Linked DNA regions of Homo sapiens: region 2 is linked to region 1. A link is a contact called in ENCODE Hi-C data. All regions are on one chromosome and are shown on one strand. The core of a region is the stretch at or near the end of the contact, and the rest is flanking DNA. Distances in the headings are between cores, read along the strand shown. Region 1 holds the start of RECQL (RecQ like helicase). Region 2 overlaps ETNK1 (ethanolamine kinase 1).

The links. Hi-C counts contacts between places; a loop is a spot of excess contacts on that map. Pooled maps may share reads with other maps.
Region 2: a pooled map shows a loop between it and region 1 (5-fold over the local background). The contact joins the enhancer-like site here to the promoter of RECQL in region 1. A Hi-C loop is called at or near these places in 2 of 37 single-sample maps with no recorded cell type and 3 of 50 pooled maps.

What each region holds. Positions count from the first base shown.
Region 1 is chr12:21,499,684-21,504,415 of GRCh38, reverse strand. RECQL (RecQ like helicase) reads left to right here and starts at 2,781. Exons shown (of 15, transcript NM_002907.4): 1 at 2,781-3,246. It overlaps GOLT1B (golgi transport 1B), which reads right to left and starts at 2,627. Exons shown (of 5, transcript NM_016072.5): 1 at 2,468-2,627. The coding sequence starts at 2,492. RefSeq lists enhancers at 1,562-2,269, 2,270-2,977, 2,928-2,987, 3,128-3,317, 3,358-3,407 and 2 more.
Region 2 is chr12:22,685,707-22,690,144 of GRCh38, reverse strand. It overlaps ETNK1 (ethanolamine kinase 1), which reads right to left. Exons shown (of 8, transcript NM_018638.5): 8 at 1-4,438. Among named protein-coding and RNA genes, the nearest start is that of LINC02955, 12 kb to the left of the region's middle. Within about 2 kb of position 2,269, at least 2 of the 41 ENCODE cell types and tissues checked have a DNase peak (open chromatin) inside an H3K27ac peak, as active enhancers do.

The DNA.
Region 1 (4,732 bases), core at 1,532-4,031:
GTAGCTCCTGATCCACACTGGTCAAAAGTCTCAAATTGGCCTCATTGTGCCTTTTTCTCACCTCCAGGATCCCCCTTTTCCCTATCCGTATGCATTCATAAGCCCTCTGGCTATCAAAAGCCTTGCATAGAGCTGCCTTCTTCCCATCGGAATCATATCCAGTAAAACAAACTTATCTTCCTTCACTCCTCCCACATGTTTAAAAAACTGTCCACAAGTTAAAAAAAATATAAAAACAATTTAATAAAACGAATCTGTCTAACATAAGGAGCATACTGTGGAAATTGTATAAGGAAAGACACGCATAATCTAATGGCAAACACTGTTAGCATTTTGATATCTTATTCACAATTTTTTAAAAGCAGCATTGTCTCTCTTACCATACCCTTTGAAAAACAGAAGTCAAGCAAGAATTCAATTGAACATTAACTGTACTGGAGAATGCAATTATCACACTAGGCTTTTAGACAATGTGATGAAATGAAGATTTAGAGGCAGCATGCCCCTCCTCCGCCCCTCTGAATAAGTCTTGTCTTTTTTGGGGCGGTGAGGAAAGTCCTAGAATGCCTTAAAATAATCATGAATTTCCATTTATTCTACTCTGAGCAGTGCTTGGCCACTCTCTAAAAACCAAAATCCCAGAATAATCCTGACAAATCACTTGAATGATGGCCAATCCCTGCAGTTAAACACACTCACACACAAACACAATTTGAAATCCAAAATGCATTTGGTTCACTAATCGTTTTATGTTTCAATCCACTGTTTCACCTAAAACATGTGACAAGTGAACAGCAAAGAGTAAAATTTCATTGCCCTCACAAAATTTAATGAAGTGAGGAGAATGCTTCTCAGGGAGAATGCCCATAGTCCAAACCCACTCTCTTGTTTTTATAAAGCAGGCACTCATCACTATATTAAGTCTTCAAAAATATAATTTCTATGCACAGATTATTCTCAGATCTCAAATAAAGTTTATATCAAGTCTTCTTAGGTGATAGTGGGGTACAGTGCAAAAGGTTTCTGAGCCAGCACACCTGGGATCAAGTTTTGTTTCTGTCACTTTTTCTTTGACCATGCACTCAATTTCTTTTGTGCCTCATTTAACTTATGAAAGGGGCATGCTTCTGTGAGCCTTACAGGGCTCTTATAAGAATTATGCATAATGATTCACATGAAAGCACATGGTTAACTGAAAGAAAATACCTTTATATAATTGCCAGTAATTATTATTACACTAGATTCCTATCCCCTCAAGACTACACTTTTATTTTCTTTGATCAGAACAGGCCAGGCCAATGGACCAAAGTGGGCGGCAACCTTGGGGCAGGTGGCCCCAAGAGGCAGCCCCAGTCCAGCCTCAGGAGGGAAGACAGCCTGATTGGGGGGTGGCAGTGTGTGTAGGAGGCCTTAGAAGCTCTGTGAAGTTGGTCTGCCATGACTTGAATCTCCACAAGAAGACTCCACTTTAAAATAGGGCATTTTAAATAAACTTCTATTTTTCACTTCAATTCACTGTTTAAGTCTTAAAATATTGAAAATCTGAGTTAACTGGAGTGAAATGAAAGGCGTGGCAGATAAAGCAAAGTGAGACAAAAAGAGACTCTTATGAACATCAAAATATGAGGTACAGAGCTTGGGCAGACATAAATACAAAAATTATTAATATTAACAAAAAGCAGTAGGAAAGTGGAAATATTATAATGAAAGAAAAGGAAACCGATATCAATGCTAGCTTTAGAGATGAAATAGGCCTGGAGAACTCTGTGGCAGGCAGAGAGCGATGCTAAAATAATAAAACAAGCCACAAAGCACAATATACAATACTAACGAAATATATCCTTTAATGGCACACAAAGTGGCTTTTCTCTACTGCTTGAAACTTTAGCAGGTAGAAAAGTGAGAATGTTTCAAGAGACTTCTAAAAGGTTGCTTACAGTACTGGCAAAAAGCGAATATTCAAAATGCCACATTTAAGCGTAAGGACATTTTCAAAAAGAGCCTACTGTAGGTGACATTTAAAATACCGCCTCCCAAATAACCAGCCAGCCAGGGACTTGTAGAGGACCCGAAGTGTGTCATGCGCATAAACGATCCCGAGAGTGGGCCGCGGGCACCACGCAAACTTTCTCTTGTGGCAAGCCCCTAGAACAAAGCGCCCATCTCACTGGGGATGAGGAGATCAGCGCGACCCTGGAATGAGACAGACTCTGGGCTAAAGCTCCCCTCCCAACATAGGGCGTCCCACCCTGCCCCACAGACTCTTCTCCCAGGTCAGGTCCGCCAGTCCAAGTCTAGCCCCGGCATCCCGAAGGCAGCCCCTTAGGGTCCCAGCAGCCCTAGCTCTGTCTCGCAGGCCACCGCCCCCAACCCAGAGCTTCATTCATTGACCCCGGCGGAGGGGCGAGACCCAGCCGGGCGATGGGTGTGCGCGGCTCGAGGCGGGGGCCCCGGAGCAGGTGCTTACTCTGCGTGTCCGTTAAGGAGATCATGGCTGCAGTGGTGGGGACAGCGGCGACAGCACCTCGGAAAGCCCAGGGTGGGAAGCTGAGTCGGGAGAAATGAAGCCGGGAAACAGCCCAGGCGAGAGCCGCCACGTCTTCCGGAAACACGCAGCCACCCTCACTGCCGCTTTAAGAGCGCTTCCTATTGGCGAAACCTGCTTCCAATCTCAACCAATAACTCGTAATGTTGTTCGGTGACGCGCATGGTGACCACACCCCTTGACCAATTAGAGAAGGGAGTTATCTGTGATTGGCTGAACGGACCGACCCGGAAGGGTGGATGCTCTCAGCTGGCTGGCGGGAAGATTTTACTCCCGAGTAGCGGAAAGATCTGCTCGAGGCCTGGGTGCTTTGGTGTCGGAGATCCGAGAGTCGGAGATCGGAGAGTCGGACACAGGACAGTCGGACACCGGACAGTCAAACACCGGAGAGTTAGACCGGGCTTCTCGGTGGGGAGAGGCTCTGGGATAACTACTGTTACAGCTTTGAAGGGTCAAGGGTGTGCGCTTTTTGTTTCATCCTTCCCTTTCCTGCTGCAGGGCGAGGCCGGTCTGTAGCGGATCACTTCCTTTCGCCCACACATTGGCGGAGGAGAAACCGGAAAGTTAATCACTGCCCTGCTCTGAGAACTCGGGCCTTTAGGGGCACGTTCGCCTGCTGACCGGTCTTCTGATCTCCCCATTCTTTTCCATGCAGGAGGATTGGCCACCAAAGCCTGTTTATTAGCAGCTGCCATTTGTTGGTAAATACTACTGGGGATGCTTCTTCCACCCCCTGCTTCACAGTAGCGGAAGGGCGGGCGTTATTAATATTAAATTACTATTGCCTCTAAATGCAGGTGGCGGGGAGAGAGAGGATTTAGCCTATGGTATCTCAGTGGCGTTTCCTCCAACATTGATGACTGGCTGTCACCCTGTAACATTCTTCCTGTGGATGCCTAGCTTATACTGCTGAGTGACAGACCTGCTGTAGTTCAATTTCTGGATACATTTTATGTTGAGATATCTTTTGCTGTTAAATCACATCATTTTGGGAAGGAGCAGTCTTTTAACCGCATAATCAAAGGAGTCATTTAAAATCGTGGGGGAGAATTGGATATAGACTGTGTCTTTTCATAAGGGTAGAAACAGCCCCTGCTACCTTAGCAAACCTGAGCCCTCACTACATCAAGGCATTTTCCTGGGCTGTGCGGATACAAAGGTGAAGAGATTGAACCCCAGCCCTGCTAAAGGACCTTACAGTCTATGGAAGGAATGTTACATTTTCATTACGTGAAGAGATGTTTGTATAGATCAAGAATTAGAAATCCTTGGTTTACTCTCCTATTTAGCCTTCTTTTAATGGTGTGGTTATTCCACATTCTTTAGCAAGGCAAAAAAGAGTCAGCCTATCTTTCCGGCCTAGTGGTGGCTTCAGAATTCTGTGTAGAAAGGGCGTAAGGTCAGCAGTCTAAGGATAGGTGTTGCAGAAGTGACTTTTGGAGAGCATCTTAGTTTTAGAAAATGTCCATATTAGAGAGATAGAAGAGGTGTTTTTAGGATTATGGGGAATTTAAAGTTTCTACTCTCCAGCCCCATTTTCCACTTGTCCATATGCATGCTTAGGTTTTAGTCATTCATAGATACTTAGAAATCATTACAAACCATTTTCCCCTCCCCCCACCTCTAACTTAGAAAATCTAGCTTTTCTGTAGAATACCAGTTTCTCTTTTAAGATTGGGCTTATATTGTAATTCTTTAACGCAAGGGCTCAATAAAATGTTAGATGATTAATTTTATTATTTATGTTGATGTATTTTGCTTAATCTGGTACATTTGAATCTATCCAACTTATTTATAAGATTGCCATCCTCCCAGTTTTACAGGTAGGGAAAGAGGCTTGGAGGAACAGCATATGCAACTTTGCCTAACATAGTAATTTAGTCACATAGCAATTGGTGCTAGACCTGTTGAATGTTTGCTGTTTTTTGTTACATCACTTTGTATCTTGTGGATGTTTGCTGAGTGTCATTGCTACTGTATTTGTCATGTATACGTTTATGTGACTTTGGACACTTCTCTGAAATCTAGAGAGTTAGTCGTTCTGAGTGTTGTGGGTTATTAAGCTGAAATATAGAGTTTTCCATAAAAAATTAGTGTCAAAAGAACCATGTGGTTCTTATTTGAAAGGTCACTGCAATATATAATTTACTTTCTAACATTTTCCGTGCTTAGGAATGACAGATTACT
Region 2 (4,438 bases), core at 1,020-3,519, 1.2 Mb before region 1:
CACATTTGATAAACACGAATTTAAGCTTTATGCCACAATTTCCCAATTCAACATAAAGCTAACGCAATGACAGTTACCCAATTTCATTCTTTTTCTTCTGAAACTGAATAAGGAAATTATCATTTAAGCACATGGAATAATGGCCATGTCTTTTTCCTTTTAATAACAGTATATTTTAAAACTCAAATACTTCATATCATGGAAATTTGACCAAGCTGTACAAAGGCTCCTAAATACAGTACAGTCAAAAAGTTTCCTCTTTGCAGACTCAATTTATAGTCAATTTAGTACAGATAAATATAGGAAACTACTTCAGATTATTGGACAAATAAGAATTTCAGTGTGTCACTACCTATAATTAAGTAGCAGCACACCACAACCACAGCAAGTAAACACTAATCTCCTCTACTGCCTTTTTGGGGTCTTTTCCAGTCACAGGAGCTAATTTACAGGGATACCACTGGGTTTCAACCAATCTCTGAAAGTTCCTTTATTATGAGTTTTGAAATTTAACTAATGCATCACCTACAATTCTGTTGGCTAGTTTTTTTCTTACTCTTCACTAATTAGTTTTAAATACAATATGTAATGTTTTCAAATTTTTATAAACATAGGTGTTGTACTAAAATGATTAATGGCATTTGAAATACAACAAATGGGTAAGATGTTAACCAAAACAATGGGATTAAGAGTATTTTAGAAAGCGATTTTTTGTTAACTAGAAAAGCTACAGGATTCACAATGAATACAGATACAATATTTTTAACCCTGCTCTTTTATTACATCAGTAGTATAGTAAGTGCATAAAGTATAGAAGAGAAAGAAAATTTCAGGAGAGAAACTTACAAAAAACTTGAAGTTTGATGCGTCAAACACAAAATAGTTTAAAACAGTTTACAGTTCTTATAAGCACTATCATAATTTTTTCTACCCAAATAATTCAGGTCTTCATTCCATTTCAAACTGCAATCCAGAAATGAAGATTTTCAGTGTAAAAACTGTTCAGAGAAATCTAATTCATTATGTAATACATCTTATTAATTTCAGTTTTCAAGTATTCAAGTAATGCATACCCAAGTATTTTCTGTTACAGCAACACATTTACAGACTAAGCCTCAAACATGGGGAAAAATTCATTTAAAATAATTGATACACTTTTCTGTCCAACGACATCAAACCCAAGACATGACACTGGAATCACACAAGTGGTATATAAAAGTTAAAAATTTTAAAATAAGGTGGTTCAATATAAATAATGTCTTCTTTTCAAAAAGAACTGAAAACAGGTTATCTTAATACATAACTAAATTCCCAGTAAAAGGACATTCTGGAATCTAATGGACTAAAGAAAAACCAGAGCAAATCAATTTTGAAAGATGAAGCTGCTTTACCACATACTTAAAATGATTTTTCCTCTGTGCATAATAATTACTAGCATTTGTCTTCTGCATAAAGTCGCACAGGTTACTGTCAACAAGTTTCCTAGCATAAAGCATCGCTAACTTTGTCTATCAACTGAATGACTGATTGATTAAAAGCTTAAGTCTGTATCACTTTGGAATGCTTATTAAAAACAATTTAAAGCAGAAAATTGAAATGACAGTATTTTCACTTATATTATGAAGACAGAAATTCGTAAAATGGTACAGAAGGCTTCTGTGTAATGTAAAAAAGAAATATTTGTATAATTTTAAAAGTGGAGGGTTCTAACTTTTAATTGAGAGTGGGGGAAACTTTTTTTCTTTAAATCTGGAAGCTGTAGTAACATATTTATGAAGTTAAATATTTTTAGTTCAGCAAAAATGGAAATAATTGTCATTACAAGATTACTTAAGTCTTTTCTGTCTTTTATGATCCTATCATGATCAACTTTAAATTTAGAGAAGTCATTTGAGATATGCTTAAGTTGAACTAAAGACTTATTATTTGTCTAATTTCTGTATATATGGAAATTAGATTCACATTGGGATATCTAAAATTTCAAGGTTTTTTTGTAGAAAAAAATTAACAACCCTAAAAATAGGAAATTATTAAATTACATTTTTAATTTCCTTTAGCTTGGAATCATGACTCAAAGAACGGAGCTCTATTAATATAACAGTGTATAAATTCACTGCTTCCAGGAATCTAACCTCACAAAACCTAACGGCTAACTAAAAAATAAAGAAAAGTCTTATTAAGCACTGAGAGGCTAAATAAATGAGTACTGACATTAACCAAAGCCGACAAACCCTATTTCCAGTTCCTGTGATCTCACTGTGTAGCCACAACTGTTGGCTATTTTTACTCTAAAACCAACAAGCTGAATCATTTCCTTACAGAAAAATTTCTACAAAAGGGAAGAGAATGCAAAACAATACACAGTCTCATATGCAAGATACAGTTCACACTAATTTACAAATTTTTATTTACATTTTTTATATACATTCCAGGCAGACCTACTTGATGAGTTTTGTGCTCATATTGATCTCAGATGATCGTGTGTACTGTATGATTTACTACCACATCTCTTTGATTTCCAGAAAATGGTGGTAGCATGGGGTTAGGAGGAAAAGAAATCACTGGTCAGGTGAGATCATACAAGTATGAAGGGGAAAAAAGGAAAAAAAATTGCGGAATTTGGCTTGTTAAAGCATCCAGGCCACTATGGTCTATTGACTAACATTGAATATACATGAATGCCACTTCTTACAGCCATTTTCATATTTACAAAATGAGCTTACTACTAGTTGAGTTATTAGGTAAGGCATTCAAGTTCCTTAGCTTAACATAAAAAGGCAACAGACATCTTAGCACACCACAGGACAGATTTTAGAGGGATGATTTCAGAGCACTTTGAGATTTACCCTCCTTTAGAATCCCTTACATGGTCGATATAAAAGGGAAGCAATTCTGAATCCTATTACTAGCCTGCACCATGATCCCAAAAACCTATACAGGAAGTAGGAGCATCACAACAACCAAAATCTAGCCAGAATGGGGAAAATAGATTAGATATCTTATTTTGTTCCCAAGATCCACTGCATAGTCCCAGAGCTAAAGTGAGAGCCTTTATTCCTGGTTACATTCACTTCCCTATGAATCTCTCCAAAAAACCTACAATAGTGTGACAGCTAGTAGCTATGCACAGTCTATCAGCAATGGCTCAGTGAACCTCTATTCAAAATAGTTTGAAGTAAGAATATGGAGTAAGGTAGAAAAATTATCTTCTCTCCTCCCACAGTTCTACAAGATATATACTGTTGCACTTTAGAAGGCAGAAAGCAAAAAAAAAAAAAAAAAAAAAAAAAAAATTAAGAGTATTACACATTCTTTATCTGTTTTATGAAAATGTTCTAACCACAGACAAAAATTCCACCAAAAACAATTTTTCAAGTTCACACTAACATTATAAAAAGCTACTAGTTGTTTAATTGGTTCCATTCACTTAACTAGGCAAAGTTCTATTGATCTTACAGTAATATGGTTTATAAAAACAAAAGTGAACATTTATAACATTGGGGAGGTAGAAACCAAATCTGGTCTAACACTGTTACAGATACAAACATACTTTAAGATTATATTTATGTAACTAGAATTTACCATTTAAAATGGCCTGTGTTTCTATTTACTTTATTAGCTTCAAAAATCTTGAGATAATCCAAGTATTTTAAAGCATTTGTCTGAGAATATTAAGTCATTTGGAATACATTAGACTCCTCAGAAGATTTCTCAGAGGATAAATTTGTAGTTGCATATTTTGAATATGCAGATCCAGTAAGCCAACTTTGTACATGGGCACTTATGTGACCGAAGTGCAAAGCTTGTCAGACTAATTTTCTAAGTAAAGTTAACCATGACTGCTCAACTACACAGAGCAGACTTCAAAACCTGAAGCCTATTTATCTATCTGAAAGATCTAACTTCTTTCCATACAATAATTACCTCCCTCTTACCACCAGACAAAATTAAAAATACAGTTAAACAAAAACAAGAGAAATAAACAAAAGCCCTCCTGCCATGACTATTTATGCTTAATTCACATTTTGTCATTTGTCAGATTTTAAGTGTACAAGATCAATGCCCTAAGTGTTCCTTATTTAATTATATAACTGCCTCAACATATAACGCTGAACTTACATGTATCAAGTAATCATTTGCTATCAGTCTAAAAACATAGAATCAAACTAAAACATGAAACTAAAATGTGAGGAATGAAACATGAAACTGAAATGTAAGGAATGACTCTGGATAGGTAAAAAATAATTAACCTAAACAATATTTTCTTATTTCTACATATGATAAATTTTGTGTATTTGTTTCAAAAATTAGCAATACTAGTGACTATTTAATAATCAAAAACATAAAGCATCTCTAGAAGTAAAAGGAAATTTTTGGTTAGAAACAATTTGATACTATAAAATTTTTAAAACTGAAAATAGTAACGACCATATTTAGC